2 separate regions of the Mus musculus genome follow, and region 1 is linked to region 2. The links are chromatin contacts, found by Hi-C in ENCODE. All regions are on one chromosome and are shown on one strand. Each heading gives the region's core, a stretch centred on a gene start or an enhancer-like site at or near the end of the contact. The rest is flanking DNA. Distances are from core to core; before and after follow the strand shown. Region 1 overlaps Cmss1 (cms small ribosomal subunit 1). Region 2 holds the start of Cd200r2 (Cd200 receptor 2).

Region 1 (3,905 bases), core at 655-3,154, about 13 Mb after region 2:
CGCCAGCTATCCTGAGGGAAACTTCGGAGGGAACCAGCTACTAGATGGTTCGATTAGTCTTTCGCCCCTATACCCAGGTCGGACGACCGATTTGCACGTCAGGACCGCTACGGACCTCCACCAGAGTTTCCTCTGGCTTCGCTCTGCCCAGGCATAGTTCACCATCTTTCGGGTCCTAACGCGTACGCTCGTGCTCCACCTCCCCGGCGCGGCGGGCGAGACGGGCCGGTGGTGCGCCCTCGGCGGACTGGAGAGGCCTCGGGATCCCACCTCGGGCCCCCGGGCGGGGCCCTTCACCTTCATTGCGCCACGGCGGCTTTCGGACGAGCCCCTGACTCGCGCACGCGTTAGACTCCTTGGTCCGTCTGCCATGGCGTGTGTGTGGAGGTCAGAGGACAACTCTTGGAGTGGATTTTCTCTGGTCACCTGGTGGGATCTGGACACTGAATTCTGGTCATCAGACCTGTGCCAAATTGCCTCTACCCATAAGTGCCACTACCCTTTGAGCCGGTCTTAAATTGCAATTAAATGCAAAATAACTAGCAGAACACAGAAGACCCAGTGCCATTCAGTACTCAAACATATCTCTTTAACCTTTCTCTCCCAGACTTATTGTTTCAACAACTTGAGAATAGCTGGCCAGAGTTCTTAAAGATGTCAACTCTTTTATATTCCTATTCCCTACAATTGTTGGACAACTTTAAAACATTTTGTTGCCGTTTAGTTTCTTTGATTCATAACAAACTCTAATGTCTGTCTTCTTTAGCATTTAACTATCAGCATTAACTATAAAGCATCCAAAGAAAGAGAGACTTTTAAAAGGAAGACCTGAATACAATCCCCAGGACTAGAAAGAAAACGTCTGGGTCTGTGGGGACTGCTCAGCCAGAAAAGCTCACACTGCATGAGCAAGGGGACCCGAGAGTTGTGGGTGGAGGTGGACATGGTGGCCCCCTCTGCAATCCTGGCAATGGGCAGAGGGGAGACCAAGACAGGTGGATCCTCGAAGCTCCCTGGATAGCCAGTCTAGTGTCAGGTTCAGTGAGAGACCCTGTCTCAAAAGACAAGGTGTGGTGCAGTGATCACAGAAAATATTCAACACGGACCTCTTGTCCCAATACGTATGTATATGTGTGGATGGGTGACACACACACACACACACACACACACACACACACACACACACACACACACAGGTTTACTGAGAGTCTGCTATTTGTTAAGTAAACCATGGTTCATTAATGTTGCCTCTTTTAGCAAAAACTGGCTAGGGAGTGCTTCAGGCTGTCCACTTCTGGTTTCAATGGTTTCTATCAACTAATATCCCTGTTGGGGAATCTGGGCTTGTCCCCAAGGCAAACTAAACAAAGAGAAACCAATAAAAACCAACGAAATAAATCATGAAAGATACAGAGGCTATAAACAAAGCTTTATAAGTAGTCACTTTAGAAAAGAAAAATAAAATTATTTGGCATACAAATCGAGATTAAAAAAATAAAAACTAAGCTTCAAAAATGCATATATATATATATTTCTAGGTAAAGTTTGTACTTGTTTTAGGGGAAAAAGGTTTTGGTTCTGTTTTTTAAGCAAGTTGCCGAGCATACTGGCTATGGAACAACTTTGTAAAAAGGATTTCTGGACTGTGATAAGAGATTTTGAGCAAATACTGAAAGGAAGATATATAGATGCATTTAGGTTACATATTAGAGTGGAAAAATTCTTCTGGAAAACAGATTTTAAAGGATATTTAATGCAGAAAGAAGACGGCCCCAATTTTTACTGAAGTCACAGCTCTGAGATCTTGTCATCCCGAGTGCGGTGTGGAAGCTCTGAAGCCACACCTTTGCAGTCTGGTGCAGCCCTGGGAAAGCTGCACAGGGCTCCCGTCTGCCTGCAGGGCTCACAGGGGCTTTCAGATTTAGAGCGCCGCTGCCGCTGCCACTGCTGGGAAACCAGCTCTGAGTCTCTAAGGACCACAGCATATCAGCTGCTTTGGAGGTTACACATCTATAAACAGGATCTGCCTCATAGTTTCCAGTTATGGAGGGGTGGGGGGTTGGGGGGGAAAGCCTGTCCAAACCTTTCACTGTAGTTAACTGTGGAAGACGATCTGCTTTAATACATGCAAGACCGAAAAGGCGGAAGGAGCACCAGTGTGCAAACTGTCGCCCAGGACGGAAACAGGAAAGCCATTACGTCCTCCATGTGTGAGAACACTGGTGTGTAATCGAGGTGGAGAAAGCTAGTTAATGAATGCTGGACTCTAGGGTTTTAATAGGAAAAGGACACAAGCTTAAAAGAGTAGGAAGGTTCTTAATAAAGTCCTCTCTTGCCAAGATCCACACAGGGAACTTCTATGGGAAGTCCTGCAGACCGCCATAGATCCTGCTCTGTGCTGGGATGCGAGCCCTGGCTGCCACAGTAGCAACAACACGAGCTGGGTACTTAGTAGCACTGAAACTCTCTGGCTTTTGAGAAAGGCTGACTGAACACACAGAATGAAGGTACTCATAGAATTCCCACTGGCCAGAGTTCCTTATTCAGCGTTCAGTTGAAAATCTGAAGGAAAAAGACTTCCAGATTTCTTGGTCTTAAACTAAGCCTACCAGTGCCTCTCTCCCCTTTCTGTCCAAATCTTCTAATTTACCACAATTGTACTTAAATGTACACATTGGCTTCATTTGGTCCCAATCCAGCAAATGTTAACGGTCACATAATGGATGGTGAGTGGTTCAGCTTCTGTGGTCGCTGTACCAAAGTAGTCACAGATCGTAGGCTGTTCTACTCTTGACCTACATCCCAAGCTTCTTTTATTTTCTATTTAAAATTTTGTAAGTTATATATTTGTGTGTGTGTGTGTGTGTGTGAGTGTGTGCATTCCACAGAAGGTGTGTGGAGATCAGAGATGACCTGTTCTCTCCATTTAGTTATGTGGGCTCAGGTAGCAAACTCAGATCAGCAGGCTTGGTGGTGAGCGCCTTTACCTGCTGAGCCTAGTTTTGATTTTGAGACTCTCAAAGTGTCTCTCACAGTTAGTTGGCCAAAAGGCCTTGATGTCTTCCTGCTTGGTCTCCTGAATAGTTTGGATTACAGGCCTGCAACTCCAGGCCCAACAGTTCTCTTTTATTCTATGGAAGGGTTCTTCTTGATTAATTAATTAATTAATTAATTATTAATTAACATTATTCCCCCCTCTTCCCAGTACTTCCTCCTCCACCTTACCTCCTCCCATAATCCACTTTCTCTTCCGAAAAGGGGAGGCCTCTATTGTATGGAAGGGTTCTTAGTAAGTAGTAGGCAGATACATGGAACATGAAAATTTCCAAGTTTCAAACATATATATATATTAATTATACTTTGGCTCTGATGTGGCTGAAGACATAGAAATTAAACGAACCTAAGACCCTTTTGGAAGTGCTATTCAGGCATGTGCGAGTGCTCACACATTCTGGCTCAGTTTTCAATTGTAAGTTACAAGAAGCAGGCTAGGGTTGTTATGGTTTGAAACCAAGAATGTATCCTGAAAGCTGATGTGTTAAGGAAATGGTTGCCAACTGAGCAGATTTTGGAGAGGTGACTGGGTTATTAAGGGTATAATTCCATCCATCAGTGAACCATTGATCAATTCATGAATGAACTACTGCCAGGTGGCCCGCTTGGTGAATGTTGGTTACCGGAATATGCTATTTCTGTGATCCCTAGCTGCCAAGGCAGCTCTGATCTGCCACATGCCTTCTACCGTGATGTGCTGCCTCACACAGGTCTGAAAGCAACGGAGCCAGCTGCCCGTGGCCAGAGACCTCTGAAACCAGGAGTCAAAATAGACATTTCCTCCCTTAGCTAGGTTTTCTTAAGTAGTGGCAACGGAGATGAAAACGGTGACTCGGCAAGATGATTTCTCC
Region 2 (4,264 bases), core at 90-2,589:
TCTTGGATTCGGTTAGTGAGAATTTTATTGAGGATTTTTGCATCTATATTCATAAGGGAAATTGGTCTGAAGTTCTCTATCTTTGTTGGATCTTTCTGTTAGTAAGATTCTTACGTTTACCTTTTGCCATCTGGTAATCTCTGGAGTTAGTTGTTATAGTTGTCTCTGTTTAGAGATTGTTCCTCTGGTGATTCTGTTACCCTCTATCTGCAGACCTGGGAGACTAGATCTCTCCTCTGAGGTTTCATTGTCAGAACAGTCTCTGCAGGTAAGCTCTCCTCTTACAGGGAAGGTGCACAGTTATGTGGCGTTTAGACCTCCTCCTGGCCAAAGATGAAGGCCCAAAACAGGACCTTTCCCAGAAGCTGTGTTGCTTTGGCCTGTCACAGAAGCTGTTAGCTTCTGTAGTCCACACTCTCACCTGTGCAGACTACTGTCTGTCAAGTCCAGGAACTAAGATGGCTTCTGTTGATCCTGAGGCAAAAGCCTACTGGGCCGGGCAGACACCTGTCCTCTGGCCTCCCGGGATGGTGGCCAGATGTCTGGAGCCCGAAAATGGCGCTGCCTCAGAAGCTCTGTGGCTCTCACCTTTTCCAGAAGCTGTTAGCTTCTCGAGTTTGATATTTCAATGGAACTGACTGACCAGGAATCCGGGAGATCTTCTTTTATCTGATCTCCACATCCCTGCTCCAGTGCCCAGCTGAATTGGTCACAGTAGTGACATTCAATGTGGCATCGCAACAGGAGCAATATTGTGACCTGACTTTCTTCCTACCTGTTGACCTACCTACATTTACTGTGAGTTTTCTGCCAGTGCTCCTAATGAATCCCCTTCAGAGTCACAGAGAAGGACTGGGAAAGCTGGGGAATGGATCTAGACCTACAAACGAGAATTCCAGCACAAGACATACCTTATGAGAAATACCATATTGTGAGAAATTGTAAAGTATTTTTTTTTTTTGTCAATTCCTTCTCTATATAGCTAATATATTAAAAATCAACAATATTGCTCAAGTCACAGTTTAGGACACAGTTGTGGTAGAGGTTGAAGCTAGATGTCTTTCTCCAGAGTCTAAGCTCTTTAATTCAGGTTCACTAATTATCCTTAGTTTCTATTCACTAGCTTTCTTGCTTTTTAAAAACTAGAGCTGGAAATAATTTTCTGTCCTTGTTTTTGACACCTCTTGAGGTCACACCTTTCTGAGGGCTGGACAGCATTGCAGTATATGTGAATAGCATATGAAAGCCAAATGTGTAGCTCTAGACCACAGGAGGAAATTGCAGTATTGAGGAAAGTCACAAGATGTGACTGCAAAGGGCACACATAGCCAGACAGATCTGCTCTGCTCGTTGTCATTGGTTTGGAGCAAGAGTCTGATGACCGGTAAGTAGACTGGCATTTATGGACCTAGTTATTAAAAGTTCTTCACTCACTGAATTATCTCTTCCAAAATTCAAACTGACTTAGAATTGTCTTCTGCTCTTCTTTTCAATTATTTCAGAACCTCTTTCCTGTTTTTCTTCTCCTGATGTCCCACTGAGATTGGCCTTAGAGCAATTCTCTTCTTACTTTCTCTTCTATTAGATTCCTAAATTGATTCATTAAAGAATTGGAGTGTGGTATATAATGCAGTGAATACCTTCAGTTGACTTATGCCCTTCTAATAGGAATTAAATTTATTCCTTTAGAAAAACGGGAATCCTATTCTCTTATGGCTTTGCATTTATTTCTAAATACCCAGAGGCACACACAATTATTTCCATTTAATTACTAATAATGGATTTCTTTTCTATGGTCTCCAGCCTGCTGATGTCATTGAGAATTAACTTTCATAACTCTGTTTCTAAAAACAAAATAGTTCTTTTATTATTTTTCCTTTAAATTATTGTAATCATGTATTATTTTATTGTGGCTTTATACCTCTTCTGTTATTTTTAAATTATAGTTTTGACATATCTCTGGTGGACTGATGTAGTAGATTTGTAGACTTATATGTGTAGTGCTTAATGTATGATTGTGTGTGTGTGTGTGGGGGGGGATCTAGAGATTGCTTTGGGAAGTCTGTTGTAAATTTCAGGCTTCAATTCTGATATAATAAGAAGAGGGCATTATAAATTATGATGCTAACATATGAAGAAGTGTAGAGTCATGAAGTTGCTTGTGTGCTGAGGAGTAAAGACAGTGGGAGTCAACGTGAGCAGAGCAGAGGGCCTGAGGAGCTTTAGGTTGAGGGCTCCCCCTGATGACCTCACAGAGCCATTCTTTTTGATGTAAACACATTCCTACTTTTAGCAGTCATTGAGAAACACGATTTCCCTACCTATTATAAATATTACTTTAGCCCCTGTTCCAGTTTTTCAGGGCCCACATTCAGGACAAGCTGCACATCTGCTATATCTGTGTGGCAAGGCCCAGGTCCAGCCCTTGTATGTTCTTTGTTTGGTGGGTCAGACTCTGTAATTTTCTTACTCTTAAATGGCATTTTATTTTTGTGAATATGAAACATGCTTTTTATATGAACTTCAAGCAAAACATAAAAACCCAAACCCAAGTGCCTTAATTTTTATTGGTTGCATACACTGTTACTATTTGCTGAATGCTTTTCTGTGAATATACATGTAGAGTGCTTTCACTAGACTTGGAGAGATACTTCAGTGCTTAAGAGTACAATTGTGTGTAACCCAGTTCCAGGAGATCTAACACCTCTTCTAGTCTTTACAGGCACTGTACACACATGTGTGGTACAAAAACATACATGCAGACAAAATATACCCATACACATAATATGAAAAAGTCTCATCTATAAATTTTATTTTAAATAAAATATCACTTTAATTATTTTTATGTTTTATACTAGAACAAGAAACTAAAACCATTTCAGAATTTGAGATGAAAAATCTCTTTATCACATGCATCCCTGAGCGGACAGTAGTATGAATTAAAGACTTTGAATTATAATCAACTCTCAGGGTAGGTTTGTCCATGATAACAAATGTCCCACACTAGTGGTGTTATGGGGTCTCCTGGTTATTTTCTCTGTGAAAGCAAAGATTCAATGAAGAGACCCACAGTTATACAAAAATTTATTTAACAAAGCACAGCAAGCACTCCAAAAGAGGTTAGGATGGGTTGTCCCAGAGACAGTCAGCGTAGAAGCATCCTGAGTTGTATGCTTTGAGCTTTAAAGAAGTTTTATTAATATTTATGAAGTGAGTGGCATATTCATTGGATATGATGTACCAGAACCGTGATGTACCAGATGGATGTACCTTTCAGACATTTCTTACCATCTTCCTCTAGAAGAAACCTACAAAGGGGGAAATGTCAAAACCACAATATAAATCATACAACAGTGAAGCAGAAGTCTTTGGAATATTCAGATATCTTGTTAGTACACATGAGTGAGAAAGTGTCCTGGAGCCTTAGTTTATGAATCAGTGGAAACAATATAACTTTCAAGGAAGTTTGTTCTGGCTGTCAAGAGACACAGAGAACAAAATATGGGTATAATTTTTTTATTACTGCATATCTAACTTGTTGAAACAGCTTAAGGTCTCATCATTGATCTTGTACCTCAGGACTGTCGGTTGAGGAATGTGTTACTTTGTGGATATCCTGTCATTTTAAAAATTGTTGTTTTATCATTAAGCTGAGGACCAGGTTTTATTATAGATTGTCAGGCTGTCTAGAAAAGACTGAGGCTCTGGCTGTCTTATATGATCTGCTTCTCCCAGCTCCACAAATTACAACAGTGTCTCCACGAATAGTTGGAAATGTGGATGATGGGGGAGTCTATGCTTGTGTAGAGGACAGAGGTATTAGAAATGCTTTGTGCTTTCCACTTCATTTTACTGTGAACTGAAAACTGAAATATAACTGCTTTATCTGCTTCTCTATGATGGACTTCATTTTAGTAGAATTTCTCTGGGCTACCATAAAATGCAAGATATTTGACAAATTTAAAAGCATCATGAAAAACAAAAGGAGACGTGCATAAAACACCTATTTTAATGAGTCTGGAGTACTTCTACCCATATTTCCTAAGATTTATTTAAAAAATTTTTAATTATACATATGCATGTGTGTTTGTGTGGGTGTATGTGAACATGAATGCATTTGCATGTAGAGGCCAAAACAGGGCGTCAGATCACCTGGAGCTGGAGTTATGGGAATGTTGTGAGCTGCCTGATGGGTGCTGGGAACTGAACTCAGGTCTTCTGCATGAGCAGTGCCTGCTGTTAACTGCTGACCTATCTCTCCAGG

The links. Hi-C counts contacts between places; a loop is a spot of excess contacts on that map.
Region 1: a map of T-helper 1 cell shows a loop between it and region 2 (30-fold over the local background). The contact joins the enhancer-like site here to the promoter of Cd200r2 in region 2. A Hi-C loop is called at or near these places in 2 of 37 maps with a recorded cell type or tissue (T-helper 1 cell and T-helper 17 cell).

What each region holds. Positions count from the first base shown.
Region 1 is chr16:57,391,312-57,395,216 of GRCm38, forward strand. All of the region lies in intron 1 of Cmss1 (cms small ribosomal subunit 1), which reads right to left. All of the region lies in intron 1 of Filip1l (filamin A interacting protein 1-like), which reads left to right. Among named protein-coding and RNA genes, the nearest start is that of Filip1l, 40 kb to the left of the region's middle. Within about 2 kb of position 1,905, at least 1 of the 3 ENCODE cell types and tissues checked has a DNase peak (open chromatin) inside an H3K27ac peak, as active enhancers do.
Region 2 is chr16:44,865,758-44,870,021 of GRCm38, forward strand. Cd200r2 (Cd200 receptor 2) reads left to right here and starts at 1,340. Exons shown (of 6, transcript NM_206535.1): 1 at 1,340-1,384.